3 separate regions of the Homo sapiens genome follow, and regions 1 and 2 are each linked to region 3. Evidence: read pairs that join two places in POLR2A ChIA-PET (ENCODE). Cell type or tissue: Panc1. All regions are shown on one strand. Each heading gives the region's core, and the rest is flanking DNA. Links, peaks and the distances in the headings are about the cores only. Region 1 overlaps LOC646736 (a long non-coding RNA gene). Region 2 overlaps LOC105373910 (a long non-coding RNA gene). Region 3 overlaps DOCK10 (dedicator of cytokinesis 10).

Region 1 (8,588 bases), core at 2,333-4,832, 1.4 Mb before region 3:
CTGAAGAATGGAGAGGTTAAGTAACCTGCTTAGTAGAAGCAGAATTCAAGTTCAGACCAACTGACTCCAGAGGCTGTGCTTATATCTACTGTGTCTCATTGTACTTTCTGCTTATATTTTAAGTCTTTATGTGCATGGTTTGTTTTTGCTTCTAGTACAGTGGTTCTCAACTAGGGGATTGTTAGCAAATCTGGAGATATTTTTGAGGTGCAAGAAATGTGGTGGAACATTCTAGAATGCACAGGACAGTGTACCACAACAAAGAATTATCTAGCCAGAGGTTGAGAAACCTTGTTGCAGAGTATTAGACACTAAAGGACAAGAATTATGCCTTACTTACATTTGTATAGCATTTGGAACAGAGTTGGCTGAAAATTAATATTTGTCCATGAAAAACTTAAGTTACCTAGTCTGTTAAAAGGAAGGAGTTTTACATAATAATCAATAAGGTACTACTGAACTCTAACTCAGCAAATTAATGTCTGTGTCCTGGAAACATACAGTTTACCTATTGAGGCCAAGGTACTGGTTTTTCCTGCCTCTTAACTGTATGATGCTATGTTATGAAATTATATAGATTAAAAGCAAAAGAGTATAGGTGAGTATCATTAGAAAAAAAGGTAAGTAAGCATACAAAATATAGTTTTTATTTAATGAATATGAGAAACAGATGGAAAAGTGATATTACTCACCTTAAGAATTTACCAGCTGCAAGGAAAGTATAATTTATACAAAATTTTGGAATGAATGAGTTTTATACCTAACATCATTAGGCTAATGGCACTACAAATCATAACAAAAAGATAAAATTTTAGTTTAACAAAGCTTATTATGAATTGTTCTTGTAAAATTCTTTGTGCTTATATGGCACAAGACAGACTATGGTTCCTTAGTCTACCTCAATCCGGGGCTCAAATTTTTTGGAGTCTAACTTGTCAACAGAGAACCCTTCCCCAGCTCAAAGACAATAGCATCTCCCCTCCTTTTTGTTGACTTTCTGCAGGTAAGGTGCCCTGCTTTGTTGCTCCATGAGAATACTAAAATAAAAGTGCTACATAAAGGATAATTGTTGCAAACTGATAGTGTCTCTCTTTCATGGACTTTCAGAAAACAGGAGCTAAAATACACCTTTGAGCTAGCTCCATAAGGGAGAGAAAGTAGAAAAATGCTCTGACGCAACAATAAGGTACCATCTGATTTAATAGGAGTCAGGGTTCTCGGTAGCCTTCAGCGTCCTGCCGGGACACTTCATGAAACTGAAGAGACTCTCAGGTTCAGAATGTCTTTCTTTTAAAAAATTTAACAGTAGTGTTATCTCAAAAGTCTTGTAGCCTGCTCCATTTTTATGGTATTTTGAATGGAATTCTTCCTATTTTCCTGGAATCTATCAGCCTCAAACCTGTGGGCAAAGTGAGCTGGAAAGTCAGACATTCCACAAACAGGAAACAAACATCTCCAAGCTATTATAACCCAGCCCCAGTGGAGATAAGCAAAACAGCAAAACACCAGCAGAGAGAAGTTTGCTATGAAGTAATAATCACCACAAAAAAAAAATGCAAAAACAAAAACCCCATATTATTAGGAATTGAAGAGCTTGGGATTTTGTTATACTAAGCTAAGATAATCAAATAATGTATTATGCCCTGTCGCTGAAATTCTGAAAATGCTGAGGGCAAAGTAGTCTCTGATCCTGTGGACTGATTGATCCTTCAAAGGACCCTGTGAGGCTGTCATGGGACTTACCTGGACAGCTTTTGCAGTAACCGCTGAATGAAACCACTGAAGCGCCTCTCTAAGGATCTGTAACTCTCTAGTTACAAGGGAGAGTTTCACCTTCAAGCGTCACTGAAAACACAGATTGAATCCCAAGCCCAGGTGGTTGGCTTTTCTTTCAAACTCCCAGGCATGGCATTTTTGTGGGAGTGTACCATTCAGAGTGATTCATTTGTTATATTTCATTATGTTCAGGTCTGTGATTTTTTTTTTTAAATAGTGCTTTTTTCAGATTTTTTGATGGTAGCTCTTTTAAGAGAATTGTTAGCTGGGCACGGTGGCTCATGCCTGTAATCCCAGCACTTTGGGAGGCTGAGGTGGGAGGATCACTTGAGGTCAGGAGTTCGAGACCAGCCTGACCAACACGGTGAAACCCCATTTCTACTAAACAGACCAAAATTAGCTGGGCCTGGTGGTGGGTGCTTGTAATCCCAGCTACTCAGGAGGCTGAGGCAGGAGTATCGCTTGAACCCAGGAGGCAGAGGTTGTGATGAGCTGATACCGTGTCACTGCACTCCAGTCTGGGTGACAGAGTGAGACCCCATTTAAAAAAAAAAAATTGTTGACTATTCCTAGATAGGGACAAAAATTAAATGAAAAATGGCAATACCAATAGACAATAATGCAGCTGTGTAGGGTCACAGTGTCTGTGATTTGTTTCTAATATCGTTATTTTTATGACAATTTTTTTTCTTTTTTTTTTTGAGACAGTCTCCCTCTGTCGCCCATTCAGTGGCATGATCTCAGCTCACTGCAACCTCTGCCCACAAGATTCAAGCAATTCACCTGCCTCAGCCTCCCAAGTATCTCAGCTAATTGTTGTATTTTTAGTAGAGAGGGGGTTTTACCATGTTGTCCAGGTTGGTCTCGACCCCCTGACCTCAAGTGATCTGCCCGCCTCGGCCTCCCAAAGTGCTGGGATTACAGATGTGAGCCACCATGCCTGGCCAATTTTTATGTTAATTCTTAAATTTATTCCTAATGGTGCTTTTTTTCTCAAGGATTTACATGACCTATTGTCTTTAATTATGATTCATTTTATAACCAAAAAATATCTCAAATAAGTTAATGGTCACCATCTTCACTGTCCCGGCCTTAGTACAAAATATACCATCTCTCCTACCCAAGCTACTGCAACAGACTCCGAAACCCTATGTCCACACTGTCTCTTGCCAATCTATTACCCTTGAGGCAGCTATCATGTTTGATTATCTGAGACACTTGTTTTAAACCCTTTATTTTTAAAGACGTTTATTTTCTTTAAGAAGAAATCTAAATTTTTAAGATATGACTGACAATGTTTATCAAGACCTGCCCCTTCTCCAGCCTCATGTTGCATCAACCCCTCATACATCCCCCACCATACCTACAGACTCAGCTCAGCCACTGTGGCCATCTTTCAATTCTTCCAGTTCTCCAAATAGCCTTTGACATGCTCTTGCCTCTATCTAGGATACCCTCCTCCCTGCTCTCTGGCAAACTCACACTTATCTTTCATGTTACAACTTACATGCAACTTCTTCTTAAAAAAAAAAAAAATCTCCCTTAGCTAACTCATCTAAACTGTCTGCACCTCATTATTATCTTCCAAAATACTTTGTATCCCAAGTGCTCCCCAGTGCTTGGTGCATTATGAATACACAGTAAATATTTGTTAAATAAGTTTAAAAATGGTCAAATGTATAAATATGGGACATTATTTTTAATAATGCTGATGGTAAAATTAATGCATTTTTGCACCAGCAGTATAGTGAAAGGTAAAATCTTTTAAATGATTTTTCAACTACCAGGCATTTTAGTCTTTCAGCTTAAAAAATATAATCACAAATTACAAGCTATCAAAGCAATTTCAAACAATCAGCTGGGGGACTTGTCTGCACAAAGCCTATTATGTTTGAGCCCTAGTGCCTCTCTGGATGGAAAAGGATGGAGTGTGTTGGGAGAAGTGTCTGATACTGTGGTGTGGCCATATGGGGCTTGTATGAGACTAGTTGGACACTGAATGTGAGGAGAAAGTGTAGGTTGGGCAGACCTAGCTGTACATAGACAGACATGGGACCAGAAACTATGTGGAAGCCCAAGATTAAACATAAGTATTGTAGCAGAGAATGCCTGTGTTGAGTAAACAAAGACAAAAGGCTAGACAGTATTCAGCAGGTCTGGTTTCCAAGGGTAAAATAAAAGAAGCAGGAGCATTAGCAGGAATGTAGGTCCTCTGCTGCAACCTTGCAACTAGCAGGACCAGCATCAGACTCCAAGGAAGAAACCCTAAACTTTGAGCTACGGAATTTTTGAGCACACGTCCCTTTCCTGATGTGATCAGAAGTTGAGATCAACATTAGATCATTTGGCAGAACTTTGGTTCCAGCCTAATTCCATTGGCTCAGCATGCATGGTTGCAGCAGACCCAGCTCCTACTGTGCTATGATCAGTGGGCTGGAAATAAGCCCAGTGGATATAATTCACATGATATAGTGGATGGATAACTGAATTCATCAGCTCAGAATTCTTCCGGGATTGAGTGTCTTAAACACTTGACTATAGATGGTACCCATGGCACTTTATGAGTGGCTAATCTGCAAGGAATCACTCTTAGACAAAGTACTCCTTCTCTATCAAGTCTTGCCCATCAATAGCCATGCTTTTTTCCCTTGTTCCCTGACACACAATCAGACTTTGTTTCCCAGGCTCCTTGAGGTTAGTTGTGGCTACATTATTGAGTTTTGGCCAAAAGAATGCGGGTAATGGAATATAGATACCATTTCTAGATCTGATTTCCACAAATTCCTGGGTACCCTTTCATCTTTCCCAATATCTGTTGACTGTAGGAGATCTGATGGAATATGCTAAGGCCTTAAAAGGTACAGGAGCCATACAGTTGAAGAATCCTGGCCTTGAAATGACTATACAAAGCTAAGCTCCTTGCTAATACACATTAGATTTGGTATGAGCAAGAAATCAACCTGTGATTTGTTAAATCACTGAGATTTGAGGGATTGTCTATACAGCAGCTAATGTTACATACTCTGAATAATAAGCATATAAAGTAAGAGGCTGGTAGTTGAAGATAAGTAGAGAGCTAAATAGCACATGAAATGCATGAAAGATCAAGGCCCACTTGGCAGATGGGCAGATTCTACTGGACAAAAAAGTGCTATGTCAATGGGTTATTTTTGAGTTTTGTTCACTAAATTATAAAATCAGAGATATATATTTTGCCATTGGAACTCTACTTACTGTATCCTGATCTATTTAATGGATTTGCATGGTAAAGCACCCCTTGCCTTTTCTCTTTCCTTTCCCCACTACCTTGCCAAATATTTTACACATCCCAAAGTCAGTCAACATTAACATTTGCAAATGCTCCTGAGTGAGTACATTCAGCTAACATTGATGAAGCTCCTACTCTGTGCTGTCACTGCTAAGTGCTGAGGCTGAAAATGCAGTAAGACTTGTCTTTATTTAAGGCATCGAGAATCTAGTGTAGGATACAGCTGTTTAAATAACACGAACACTGTGTGCTGTAATTGAGAAGCATACAAGACAACAAAAAAGAACAGCCATCTAGTTAATATCAATTACATCATTAATTTTTTTTTAACATAGAACTTACAACTTTGAATTTATGTTTGTTTTGTTTATTTTATTTTCCCTGACCTTTTTCATTCCATATCCTTAGTGTATTGCCTGGTGATACTCAATAAATATTTGTCGAATAAATAAATGAAAATGGGTCAGTGAACTCTGTTCTTATTCATCTGAAAGAGGAGATCTAACATCAGGTTAGGAATTTGGACTTTATCCTGTAAATGGTGGGGGTTCAAAAGAGTTGTGATTCAGACAGTGAAATGATAAGAGTTTTATTTTGAAAATTTACTCTGAGATCTGAATGGAAGAGATTGCAGACAGTCAAGCTGTAGGCACGATAATTAGAGAATGATCATAATAGATTAGAAAGAAGACTAAACAATGACAGTATCAATGAGAAGAGAGGGAAGTGTAAAGTAATGAGAGTGACTGAGAAATTTAAAAAAATGACAGGGCTAGAGTATCTATTGGATATGGTGAAAAATGTTGGGGAAAGGAGGTAAATGAACCCCAGGTTTTTTGCTTGGATAATTACAGAGACAGGAATTCTGTTTGACAAACATTTTGGAGAAAACAAAATAATCGGTCCAACTTGGACAGTTTGGGCTAAACATAATGGTAGAACATATAGTTTGAGTTGGCAAGAGGCAGGAAAATATACGGACTTGGAACTGAGAAATTAGATAAGAACTAGAGGTAAAAGTTTGTGAATCATCTAAACATAGGTGGTAGTGAAGGATGAAGCAAGGATAAGATCGGCCAGAAAGGGTAAGAATCTTGATCAGAGAAAGACAACAGGTCAAAATCACTAAGGTGCTTTTTAAAATTAGACAAAATCTCCCACCTCCAACTTAGCTTTGCAAATATATGAGCTTCTGTTGCTGTTGCATACTGGGGCCCTCAGTGTACCTGGCTTGAAATACACTTGAGAACCACTGGGCTGAGAATGATACGTGGAGACCAAGAAGAGAACCCTGGCAAAAAACAAAACAATTTTAAGAGTTAGCACACAAAGAGGGGCTCGGGAAGAATATTGGTACCATTGTAAAATGTAAGAGAATACACACAAGCAAGACAAAACCCAGAAAAATGTCCTTAAATCTGTAGGTATTGAAAGTTTCAAGAACCAACAGTGATCAACAGTGTTAACTACTGGTACATCAAGCAACACAAACACTTCAAGGTCCCTATTAAATTTGACAAGTGGCAGGCTCTTTATGATCTTGGTGACAGCATCCAGATTTTATGGTGAACTTACAAGTGAACAGAAAGTGAGGAGCTAGAAAAAACAAATGTTTTTAACTCTTTTTAAAAGGTTGAACTGTGGAAAATGTTAGTGATAAGGCAGTGAAGATCCAAGCATGATGAAAGTATTATTTCATCCTGTTTTTTTCAGGTGAGGCTGAAAGAGATGAAGTTCAGATGAAATAATTTTTTTTTTTAAGATCCATGGGAAAGGGTGATCAGGGATGAGACTGGAGAGTCAAGCCACAGGATAATGGCCCCATGCACATAAAGCCTCACCAAAAAGTCTGGGAACACAATGAAGGATTTTAAAATAGATGTTGAAGAGATCACATTTTTATTTAAGACAAACTACTCTGAAGTATTATGGCGATTGAATTAACTAAAGACGAATGAGAGAAAACTAGCTATAATGCTGTTCTAGTAATATCAGTGAAAAGCGATGAACTACGTCAGTTACGTTAGAGAAGGGTGGCAACTGAAATGAACAAATACTTGGGAATGAAAATCAAAATGAACTTTCGATGGACTGGAGTTAGAAAGTGATGGAGGGAGACATGGTTAGAGAGTTCCCAGGTTTCTAACTTGAGTGATAGGATTGATATGTTACTGTTAATGAAAATAAGAAATAATGGAGGAGAAGCCAAACTGGAGGAAATATCATTGATTCAGGGTGAGATATGTTGAAATTGTGGTTCAAAACATCTTTGCAAGTGGATATTCAAGAAGATATGTGGTAGGAGCTCAATAGAGAGTGCTGGAATAGTTATGTATATTGGAGATTGCTTGATAAATTGTCCTGTAATAAATCAGGGCTGTAGATAAGATACATCTAGAGTGAAAAGAAAAGCAGATATCGGATCACACATATGGGAAATTTATTTGAAGGGCAGTCAAAGGAAGAGGCATCCATAAAGAAGACTGGAATACTATGATCAGAGAGTTAGGAAAAAAAAAGAAAAAGAAAAAACTAAGAGATACAAGAACCACAGAGTTTAAGACTCAGTGTACCTGACAGTCAGTTGGTAGCCAACGAGTGTTAAGTTCACTTCACTTGGTGATATAAAGTGGGACTGAAAAGGACCAATAAGACCAGGAAGATCAAGTTAGAGATGAGTTCAGAAATGTCCATTTGGCACAATTGATTACTGGATATCTTACTGATCAAGTTTTTAAGTCGTGATCCAGATGGAAATAAAATTTAGTGGGGTTAAGGTAGAAAGGACTGTGTGGAAAATTCAAGACAAAATGTGTCAGTCTTTCTGGACATTGTCTAAGGTGCTATTTACTCCTGAAATATTTCAAAAGACTGATAGTAAATATTTAGGACTTAGAGTGTTCTTAATAATATGCATATCATGTCTTCTACATTTCTCTAAAGACTGTTTCATAAGTAGGTTAGTGGAAAGTGGAACAGATTCTAACACAAGTCTAGCATGATGGTCTCACGTCACTTTGCTTTATCACAAACTGATGATCGCCAGATCACTTTGGAGACATGTCTGAATATATTTTATCAAATAATGATAGCTATCATTTATAGAGGGCTTACACTTTGCCACACATCATAGCCAGTATTTTAAATAGATTATCTGTTTCATTTAATTATCACATCACTTAACCAGTGAATACTAATATGATCATTATATCATAAATGATGAAATTAGTTGCAGAAAAATAATGTGCCCACAGGGGTCCATCTAAGTGGTAGAGAGGTTTTGCCAAGAAGTCTGATAATTGCACCTGCGATCTTACTCATTGTACCTCACTTTCTTCTGCAATTTGCACATTCTTTTTTTTCTTTTTTCTTTTCTTTTCTTTTTTTTTTTTTTTTTTACACAAGCAGCATGTTATAAGCGGCAGTTTTAAAATTTAGCACAAAGGTAGTGCTTTGCAATCAATATTTTTTCACGAAACCAAAAATAGTCAAGTTAGGAAGAGAAAGAAAATGTGCTGTTCCTGCACCTTTAATTTTAGTACTC
Region 2 (8,588 bases), core at 3,083-5,582, 72 kb after region 3:
ACTGTGAAAACCAAACACAATGTATCTAGGGGCCAGATCTAGCCCCTAGCACAAGGGTCCCCAACATTTTTGGCACCAGGGACCAGTTTCATGGAAGACAATTTTTCTATGGATGGCGGAGACAGGCAGAGGGGTTGGTTTGGGGATGAAATTGTTCCATCTCAGATCATCAGACATTAGATTCTCATAAGGAGCATGCAGCCTAGATCCCTTACATTTGCACTTCCAGTGGTCCTATGAGAATCTAATGCTGCTGCTGATCTGACAGGAGGCGGAGCTTAGGCAGTAATGTTCACTCACCTGCTGCTCACCTCCTGCTGTGCAGTCAGGTTCCTAAAAGGCCACGGACCAGTACCAGTCAGTGGCCTAGAGGTTGGGGACCCCTGCCCTAAGATACCAGATTTTGATCTCTGACTTAAACGCAATTTCCTAAACATAGAGATCCAGAACAAGAAAGGGGATGTGGAAAGTTACACTTTGGAAAATGAAAAAGGGAAGAGGAAGTCTGAGGATGGGAAAAGAGAATAAGAGGGTCGTATAAGAAGTGACATCTACGTGGATAAAAAGGCTAAAGTTCCACATCTTCACGAAAATGTAGCCTAACCCAGAGTCAAGACATATTTGCCACAGAACTAAAACATAATGTTAGAAAGTATGAGCATATTTTGTTTTAAAACTTTTTTCAAAATATATTTTTGTCTACTTTATGGTTTTCACTTGTACAGTTATCTTGCAAGGAAAACAATACATAAACAAAAACAATCACTCTGGCAGATTTTTCTTCTTCTTCTTTTTTTTTTTTTTTTTGAGACAGTCTCACGCTATCACCCAGACTGGAGTGCAGTGGCACAATCTCAGCTCACTGCAACCTCCGCCTCCCAGGTTCAAGTGATTCTCCTGCCTCAGCCTCCCAAGTAGCTGGGGTTACAGGTGCCCACTACCACACCCAGCTAATTTTTGTATTTTTAGTGGGGTTTTGCCATGTTGGCCAGGCTAGTTTAGAACTCCTGACCTCAGGTGAACCACCGACCTCGGCCTCCCAAAGTGCTGGGATTACCGGCATGAGCCACCATGCCCAGCTGATTTTTCTTCCTTTTGATGGGGAAAGGAGATTCCAAAATCAAAAAATCATAAAATATTCCTGCAAAATTCTAGTTCCAGGCCATAATTTCATAGACTAAGAATAGCTCACGGTGGTTGTGCCACTAACTTGACATGGTTAGTTTGTAGCACAGCCAAAACTGGAGCTTATATTTCCTGATTCCTTCTGTAAGAGTTCCATGCTGTCCCCTAAATGTATGACACTAAGTGAGTTATCAAATTTAAATGTTTGTAATTTGAGGCATTCTCAAAAGTGAAGATGATCTCAATGTTCTCAGTGTTTGGGGTGGTTGTATTCGTTTGTTTTCACATTGCTATAAAGAAATACCTGACTATGTAATTTATAAAGGAAAGAGGTTTAATTGACTCACAGTTCCACATGGCTGGGGAGGCCTCAGGCAACCTACAATCATGGCAGAAGGTGAAGGGGAAGCAAAGACCTTCTTCACATGGCGGCAGGAGAGAAAAGTGAAGGAGGAACTTCCAAACACTTATAAAACCATCAGCTCTCAAGAGAACTCACTCACTATCATGAGAACAACAGAGGGGAAACTGCCCCCATGATCCAATCACTGCCCTCCTTCAACTAGTGGGAATTACAGGTCCCTCCCTTGACACGTGGGGATTATAATTCGAGATGAGATTCGGGTGGGGACACAGAGCCAAACCATATCAGGGGTATTTAAAGATCAAATAAGATCATGAAGGTCAATATGTTGCATAAAGCACTAAATAAATGCAAGATACTGTTATTTTGTTCCATTCAAAACATAGACTCCCAACATATGCCTAATTTAAGTCAAGGTGTTAAACTGATAAAATTTAGATATGAAATTTCTAGCTGTTGTTTTTTTCTAGCTTTTGATTTTCTCTAGGTTGAACTGAAGAGTGATCAGCTAATAGTTGGACAGCAAGACACTTCCCTAGTGCTGGGTCAAGAGCTTCACCTGTAAAGAAGAGTAAGATAGAAAAGAAAAAGACAAAGAAGAAGGGGGAGGAAGACTCCATGATGAACTCTTGATGGTCAAAAACACTACCAATAATGGTACAAATTAATAATCCTGTGGGAGATGAAAACTAGGGGTTAGCAAATACATCCAACTATTTATTGTCAAGTACAACACTGTCTGCCACCGCTATCTGCTTTCATAAATATGGCCTCCAGCAAATTTCCTTGAACAAATGAGCATACTGATACAAAGGAAGCCTAAACAATGTGTTCAGGACTAACTGGCAAGCTCTGGCAATTTTTCTAGCACCCCAGTTCTGTCTGTTCTCATTGCCTTGAGCTACAGCTGCTCTCTACAGTTAGAACCTACAATAAACTTAACCAGAGACAGCTGTGTACAGGGAAAATGTGAAACATAATGGAGTTCATTTTATTTCTAGGTCCAAATTCTAGTTTATCCTCTAGAAAATAAATCTTTGTAACCTCTAAGAATCCTGGAAGGCACAAACATTGAGCTTGATAGTTTTAGCCACCAAAATTAAAGGCAAAATACAGTAGTACCTGCTGATTATGGAAAACACCATTCACAGAACTTAAAGGACAATAAAACCATCTGGGGAAGAAAAGGTATGTTATTCCAGTCAACAATCTTCAATCATATTCCTTTCTCAAGAGACTTGAGTTCTGCCACCTGCTGCAATACTTAATTTTTAAATATCAATGCAGGAGAATGTTCATTTAATCAAGCTATGTTTTTAAAAGCATATTAACAGCATTTGGAATGACCTGGATGAGATTAGAGACTATTATTCTAAGTGAAGTAACTCAGGAATGGAAATCCAAACATCATATGTTCTCACTGATATGTGGGAGCTAAGCTATGAGGACACAAAGGCATAAGAATGATAAAATAGACTTTAGGGACTTGGGGGGAAGAGTGGGAGGAGGCAAGGGACAAAAGACAACAAATATGGTGCAGTGTACACTGCTCGGGTGATGGGTGCACCAGGATGTCACAAATCTCCACTAAAGAGCTTACTCATGTAACCAAATACCACCTGTACCCCAATAACTTATGGAAAAATAAAATTTTTCAAAAAGCATATATAGTTGGAGAATATGCTTTTTCATACAAGAATGAATAAAAGACCTGTTTTGGCTTTTTTTATTGTTTCTATCTTTAACATTAGTGCTGCCAGACAGTCAAAATATTTCATGACTACAATCATCTGCTAACAATTCCTTTTCTAAAAAGTGACACAAGAAAGACTGAGTTAATCCAATCTCATACATACACATTTAATAGTTTGGCATGATTAAAACTACCTTAAAAATTGAACTGGAAACCCCATTCACCCTCAACTCAGAGAAAGATTAAACTTGTTCCCATCTGGGTTTTCCTAAAAGGTAATTCTCTGTGGAAGTCAGATTTTCAGTCAGGAAATAGCAGCTCTTTCTTCCTTTTTCTTTCACTAGAATATCTCCTCTTTCAGTCACTTCAGAATTCTTATACTGGGTATGTTTCTATCTAAGAACCAATGAAAAGTCTGTACCTAACAATGCTAAATTCATCCTGTCATTTGCTCAATGCCCTTTTGGGAAAACCACGTACACATTCACTTTTGTTAAGAGCATCCCAAGAAACAGAGCAACCCTCTTCTTTAAGGAACACAGTTATCACTCATGGTTTCACTCATTCATGAAGATTGTCCCCAGTTCTACTCAGAATTAATTCTCAAGCCCACACACTTCTTTCTTCCTCTTCTTCCCTGGCCTTGAGGAGTTTTAATTTATACACAGTTACCTCCAACCAGGAACTCACTGCTGATGGAAAGATGACGGAACAACCAAGACTTGCTAAGAAGGAGAAAACTTCACTCTCCAAAATATCCAGAAGACCCTTTGATTTTGAAGCACATTTTGTCCAACAAATCCAGTTATTTAATATAAAAGAGCATTCAGCATTGCAGAGTAGGAAGGTGAGTAAATAACCCAGAAGCAGATAAGTCTTTGGTTCAGTTGTTACACCATTTAATATACTAGAAAGTGTAATTTGCTCAATGGCTCATGGTCACATGTAACAGTTAAATGGGCACACAAGAAGTAAACGAATCACTCCCTTCTTAATTACATCATCTTATCTACTATGTGGATGATATTACACTGTCCACCCAAACTGTGACCCTTTTCATCTCTGCCATGACCTTTAGTTATAGGCCTGACTGGATTAATTATGTGAGAACTTGTCACTACATCATCACACATAGAATCTTCTTTTTCTCTTTTTTTTTCTTTTTTTTTTTTTTTTTGAGACGGAGTCTCGCTCTATCGCCCAGGCTGGAGTGCAGTGGCACGATCTCGGCTCACTGCAAGCTCTGCTTCCTGGGTTCACACCATTCTCCTGCCTCAGCCTCCTGAGTAACTGGGACTACAGGCTCCTGCCACTACGCCCAGCTAATTTTTTGTATTTTTTTTTTTTTTTTTTTTTAGTAGAGACAGGGTTTCACTGTGTTAGCCAGATGGTCTCCATCTCCTGACCTCGTGGTCCACCCACCTCGGCCGCCCAAAGTGCTGGGATTACAGGCATGAGCCACCGTGCTCGGCCCTTTTTCTGTTAGAACAGGAACTCCCCTCATATCAAATCTGCTCTCTGAAACCAACTAATTCAAGTGTTCCTCCCAAATACTTGCTCCTTCCCTTCCACAAGTGCTTTACACTTTTAGAGCTGCATTGATGATTAGTCCAAATCCCAAGAATTTAGCATTTAAAGAACCTCTTCAAGAAACTCTTCTAAGAAAAACTAGCTCTCTGAACACTGGAGCTCCATGACCAGAAAGTACCTCAACCCTCCCAGCTTTCTCTTCTCAATCTCTGAAACTTCACATAAAGCTGCGGTTCTCAATCTTGGCTGCAAAATAAAACAAATTGGGGAGAACTAAAAAAATCCCACTGCCCAGGCTGTAACCAAGACAACTTACATCAGCATCCCTTGGGGTGGAGCTTGGCATCAGTGTCCTTTAAAGTTCCCCTTCACCCACTATGATGCCAATGTACACGCAGGCTGAGAATCACTCTTGTAAAGCTGAGGGGTTACTAACATCAGCCCTGCTTGTTATCCATCTTAAAGCAGGAAGTGCATAGGCCTTGAAATCAGACGGTCCTGGGCTCTAACACCTACACACCCATGTGACCTTAAGCAACATGACCTGGCCTCTTTAAGTCTCGCCCTCTCATCTGTTAAGAGGAGATATACTGACATTCTCTGACATAAAAATTTAATGAGGTAAATGATGCAAAGCACTTACTATGATATACTTAGTTCCCAGTAAGCACTCAAGAAATAGTAGTAATAGTCCAGGCGTGGTGGTTCACGCCTGTAATCCCAGCACTTTGGGAGGCCAAGGCGGGCAGATCACGAGGTCAGGAGATTGAGACCATCCTGGCTAACACGGTGAAACCCTGTCTCTACTAAAAATACAAAAAATTAGCCAGGTATGGTAGCACACACCTATAGTCCCAGCTACTCGGGAGGCTGAGGCAGGAGAATCGCTTGAACCTGGGAGGCAGAGGTTGCAGTGAGCCAGGATCGCACCATTGCACTCCAGCCTGGGCGACAGAGCGAGACTCCGTCCCAAAAAAAAAAAAGGAAAAAGAAAAGAAATAGTAGTAGTAGTAGTAGTAGTAGTAGTAGTAGTAGCAGTAGTAGTAATAGTAATAGTAGCAGTAGTAGTAATAGTATTAGTAGTAGTAATAGTAGTAGTAGTAGTAGAAGCAGTAGTATTAACATTGTATATAAGACATGGTTTTTGCCTTCAAAGAAAATTAAAGTGGGCGTTCATTTTGATCCCACATCCTGCAAGGGAGTTAGTGGCAGAACTTGTCCCAGAAACCCCATGTCCTGACTCATGGTCCGATGCCCTTCCCGTGGCATCACACTTCGGCCCTCAGTGAATTCAGCCCTCGTGTTACTGTTCAGTGGCTGCAGAAGATGTATGCAGTACATGAGAATGAACATGGCCCCAAAGTTCCTTCCCATAAGAAATATTGTTATAAATTTATGCTGTAAATATAACACTTAAGAATTTATTTTTGTGTTTGTTTGTTTGAAGACTGGAGCAACTTCAAAAGGTTTCAATTAACTCCAAGCCATTTCTCATCAGTTGCATTCCTACTGCAAAGGACCTCCCCAAGACAGCAGTGTCAATTATAGAGCCACTGAACTGCAGTGGAAATCTTGGTAGAGTAGCAACCACCCTTGTGAAGATTTCCAACCCAATCCCTACACATGCTCCCCCATGCTGGCGAACCATGGCATCATTTTGCTGCTGCCAGGGCCCAGAGCAAAACTGTGTAATTAACTGAATAAGCTGATAAATTGAACAGGTTAATGAAATCTATATTAGAGAACAAAAATTACTCTGAGAAAGTATTGCTTATTGGCAAATAAGTATATTTGGTCATTTTAGAAGGAGGTTTGCATTCAGAGCTTTCCAAAGAAGATTACAGGCCTTTAAAGCAACGGGTATTTTCATAACTACTCACTGATAAGTACTTGGACTGAATTTTGCTTGGAATCCTATGACTCTTTATGCAAGATTCTTTATTAACTGTGTCTTCAAATACTCAATATACCTCTTCTCAAAAAACACTCCAGTTAGATTACCCTGTATGCCAACTCTTATCTTTATCAAACGTGACAAGAATAGTCAGAGATTCAAAGGTCACTTGCCTGTTCAACATTATGTCTCAACATCTATACAACCCTTTGCAATGTCTCCTTTAGTTATCCTGATTTGCAGTTCAATATAAAGAATGGAGGACACACGGGACAAAATATATTCTACTGTTATGATAAAGTGTTACTTATTACTGTAAATAAACACAACGCCCATTCCCCCTTCCTGACTGGTGACACGTGAGATGTGATGCTTGGAACCAGGCAGCAATCATGTCACCATGAGGAAATTAGTCTGAAAACAAAAGCAAAAACCACACTGAGGATGTCAAAGAGAAAACTGTTAAAGAACCTGGGATTTTAAATATGTCATTGAGCTGCTGAATTCACTAACCCATAAAAACATCCTACCTCCTACCATCACTCTGATGTTCTCTGGGAAATCTTCATCAGTTTTCTGTTGTTGTTACAACAAATCACCACAAACTTAGTGGCATAAAGCCATACATATGTGTTATCTTACAGTTCTGGAGGCCAGATGTCCTGAAATCAAGGTGTCTTCAGGGCTGTGTTGCTTCTGGAAGCTTCAGGAGAGAATCTGTTTCCTTGCCCTTGCCAGCTTCTAAAGGCTGCCTGCGGTCCTTGGCTCATGGCTCCTACCTCTATCTTTAAGCCAGCAACATAACATCTTCAAATCTCAATCTCTATCTCTCTCTCTCTCACACACACACACACACACACACACATACACACACAAACACACACACACACACACACACACGCTTCCATCATTACATCTTCTCTGACTCTGACTCCTTTATCTCCCTCTTTGACTTACAAGGATCTTTGTGATTGCATCAGGCCCACTCAGATCACCCAGGATAGTCTTCCCATCTCAAGAGCCTTAGCTTGATCACATTTGTAAAATTCTCTTGCCTTGGAAGGTGACATAGACACAGGTTTCAGGGATTAGGACATGGACACCTTTGAGTGGGGAAGGGGGATCAATATTCAGCCTTCCAGAGATATCGAGGCAGGGTGGATTTCTTCAGATTGTATCGTGACAGAGAGCAAATATTGATGTCTCTTCCATGTGAATGAAAATTGTTCCTGGTCTTCATCATGACAGAGATACAGTCTTTTGTAATTGGGCTGCAAAGAAATGCATTTGCCAAATCCATGACCACTTATCAGAAACTTGAGGTCAAATTATTTAATAATTTGTTCCGGCAAAAATACCTTATCTTACTTTCTGTCATTTATAGCTATCCTCCAGGATCCCTTGACTTTCTTTGGGGTCTATGTTGGTGAACTGAATGGAGACATGATGGGGACCACCAGCTCCATATCCATTGTATCCTTAAGGGTGGCTCTAATCTCTCTGTGCCTCCTAGGATGAAATGTTATTTTTACTTACGATCTTGTCCAGGGATTGAGAGAGAGTTTCAGAGGCTCCTACTTGAATAGGATAGATATAACTCAGATCAAGGAGCCAGTATGAGGGCACAGTTGAAGGAAAGAAGACAGGAATGTGTGGGTGATATTAGACTTCTCCCTGTAAAGAGAAAAATAAAATGTAGAATCTTTGTGAGAAAAGAGTGTTTATAGTAAATACAGAAGTCTCACATGTGAAAAGAAATAATCTCAATAGAGCTATTTTTTAATACTAGAAAAGACAGCTCATGTCTAAAAAAATAGAACATCAATAATTCCAGAAGAAAAAACAATAAGCAAGTTTAAAGTTTATCATAACAAAGAAAACTGCAGCTACTTTACTTGAGGTAAGTTTAAAGTTTATCAGAGCAGAAAAAGCCACAGCTACTTTACCTAAATGCAACTATGGGGAAGAAAAGGGGGAAAAAA
Region 3 (2,500 bases), core at 1-2,500:
AACCCTGGGTTTTCTAGACTATGTGAGTCCCATTAAATGCTGAGGAACACTGGGTGGCATTCCCATGAGGGTTTGCTGCCACCCTCCGCCATCCCTAGTTGAGGACCTCACAACCCTGAGGCCATGATGTGGAGTCCACAGTTGAGGGGGTCTCTACACTATACTCACGATGAACCCTAAGACTAGTCATGGCTGTTTACCACCAAGACTGCCTTTACGGAGGCTGGGCCTCCTGCAGATGTGCAGAATTCAGATAAAACTCAACCACCCACCCCACAAGCAAGTCATCCGTGACGTCTGGGATGTGTACAGCATGTTCTGCAAGGCTGCACACAAAATGTGGGCATTCAGTCATCTCAGTACTTTTTGGGTGGCTAAAAATCAACTGGTTGAAAGCCAAGTGTTGCTTCCTGGCCTACTTCCTAGAATCCATACCCCCACACTCTACCTGGACATCTCATCACCCGTGCTCCCCTCCAGGAGTTAGATGTGTTCTCTACAGAAAAACTGAGGAGCAGAACTTGAATTAGTCTCCCAGTAGTGCTTCATACATGGTAGCCACCCACTGAATATGCATTTCCTTTGTTTTCCTTAAATGGCCTGGCACTGTTAATACGACTCACAAACCATGAAGTGTGTTGTATGAATCTGTTTTTTCTAATTGCATTTCCCATCTTGCTTCTTTTCGGTTTTTCCATCTTCTTCCATCCTGATTTTTAACTCTCCATTGTAGCTAGAGAAAGAAATGGTTGACCGAGTTATATTGGAGAAAATGAATTGCCGTAGATAGGATTCCTCGTGGAGGTAGTATTGGTTTAGGCTATTTGAGGGGTGACAGGAATTAAGTACTCAGGAGAGATGACTTGATAGAATGGGGAAAATCATAAATCTGGGAGTGAAATAAAAAGAACAAATGATGGATCTGAAAGTTCGGGAAGGTGGTGAAGGAATGCTTGTCTCCAACTGTAAATCACATCTGACCTAGAAACTTTGGACAAAAATGCTTTTCTCTTTTTTCCTGGCAGCTCTGTCGAGGTCCGTGTTTATACAGCTTCTGTTCCTCTGTGTCTAGTATTTCCCTCAGTACTGTAAGCAAAAGTGGTATGTTTTTCTTTCTTTATGTCTACTCTGTCCTCTGTGGCCTTCTGGTGTACCCCTCTCTTCCTAGCCATTCAGTCTCTCTAGTCACCTCCCTAGTAGCTAGTGCTCTCTAAGTTTTTATTTAATTAGAACAACTCCATTTCCATTTCAAGGTAGGTCAATGGGGGGAAAAGCCTCATGATTTAAACTGAAGTTAACAACACAGCTTTTAAAATGAAAACTCATACTCCAACTTCTAAAGTATATTTGAGCTGATTTGTTTCCAAAACAAAGATATGCTGTACCTAAAACTGCTAAAACAAAAATATAAAGACAAGGACTAGGTGATTAAGGGGAGAGAAAAATCATCTCTTTTCCAGGAAACCTTTGCTAAAAGAAGCAAAACTTGACTCTATGCCTCATGGAAACTGACACAAAGAAAAGAAACTGATGGATTGCACAGGCCTTGTTATAGAAATAGATCTATAAAAAGATCTGTCCACAGGAAATATACACCTTCTCCTGGTTCTGAACTTCAATGGGGATTTGTCACCTAGGTCTCCATCTATAGGAATACCTTCACATACCTATCTATTCATGCACATATTCTGAAAACAGGTACATACAAAATTACAACAAAGGAAAAAAATTCTATTGAACACTTAAAAATAGAAACAGGCCAGGCACGGTGGCTCATGCTGTAATCCCAACAATTTGGGAGGCTGAGGCTGGTGGATCACCTGAGGTCAGGAGTGTGAGACCAGCTTGGCCAACATGGTGAAACCCCGTCACTACTAAAAATACAAAAAAAAATTAGCCTGTGTGGTGGCACACTCCTACAATCCCAGCTACTCGGGAGGCTGAAGCAGGAGAATCGCTTGAACTCAGGAGGCAGAGGTTGCAGTAAACCAAGATCACACCACTGCACTCCAGCCTGGGAGACAAGAGCAAAACTGTGTCTTAAAAAAAAAAAAAGAAACAATTAGAATGGATAGCTACACATCAAAATATAAAAAGGAAATAGAAAAATAGAATTAATTATGTGTAAGCAAACCCAGATTTGGCTGCTGTCTGCTCAATAGCCGAACACTAGAAGTGAGAGTTGATGGGAGGAAAAGCAGGTTTATTCAGAGAGCCAGCAAACATGAAGATGGTGATCCAGCATCCTAAAGTACCATCTTAACTCAGTACACATTGTAGGCTCTTTTTATGTTAAGGGCAGGGAGAAAAGAAGGGGGTTGAAATCAAGAAGTGTCTGATGACCACAGATATCTGGGCATGAGCAAAGGTCTGAGGAGGTTGCAAACTTCTTTGTCCTGGTCAGGTCACAATGCTCCTATAAATCTTTAAAAAAACATAGTCTTTAAAAAAACATAGAAGTTGTCTACATACTTCTTTAATCCCAGGGTTAGTTTTAAAA

What was found. ChIA-PET counts read pairs that join two places held together with the same protein. Peaks named below come from ENCODE experiments on the same cell type or tissue, not always from the same donor. Only the 100,000 strongest peaks of a DNase experiment are listed, where the experiment ranks them.
Region 1: POLR2A ChIA-PET joins it to region 3 with 5 read pairs; 1 of 35 experiments calls an interaction of 5 or more read pairs at or near these places.
Region 2: POLR2A ChIA-PET joins it to region 3 with 5 read pairs; 2 of 35 experiments call an interaction of 5 or more read pairs at or near these places.

Annotation. Positions count from the first base shown.
Region 1 is chr2:226,165,727-226,174,314 of GRCh38, reverse strand. All of the region lies in intron 4 of LOC646736 (a long non-coding RNA gene), which reads right to left. Among named protein-coding and RNA genes, the nearest start is that of MIR5702, 490 kb to the left of the region's middle. In Panc1, for the core only: no CTCF peak of the experiment used is centred there; no DNase peak of the experiment used is centred there; H3K27ac peaks cover 303 bases.
Region 2 is chr2:224,692,845-224,701,432 of GRCh38, reverse strand. LOC105373910 (a long non-coding RNA gene) reads right to left here. Exons shown (of 3, transcript XR_923956.2): 2 at 8,143-8,280. Among named protein-coding and RNA genes, the nearest start is that of CCDC195, 19 kb to the left of the region's middle. In Panc1, for the core only: no CTCF peak of the experiment used is centred there; no DNase peak of the experiment used is centred there; H3K27ac peaks cover 1,487 bases.
Region 3 is chr2:224,767,473-224,769,972 of GRCh38, reverse strand. All of the region lies in intron 55 of DOCK10 (dedicator of cytokinesis 10), which reads left to right. Among named protein-coding and RNA genes, the nearest start is that of CCDC195, 52 kb to the right of the region's middle. In Panc1, for the core only: no CTCF peak of the experiment used is centred there; no DNase peak of the experiment used is centred there; H3K27ac peaks cover 623 bases.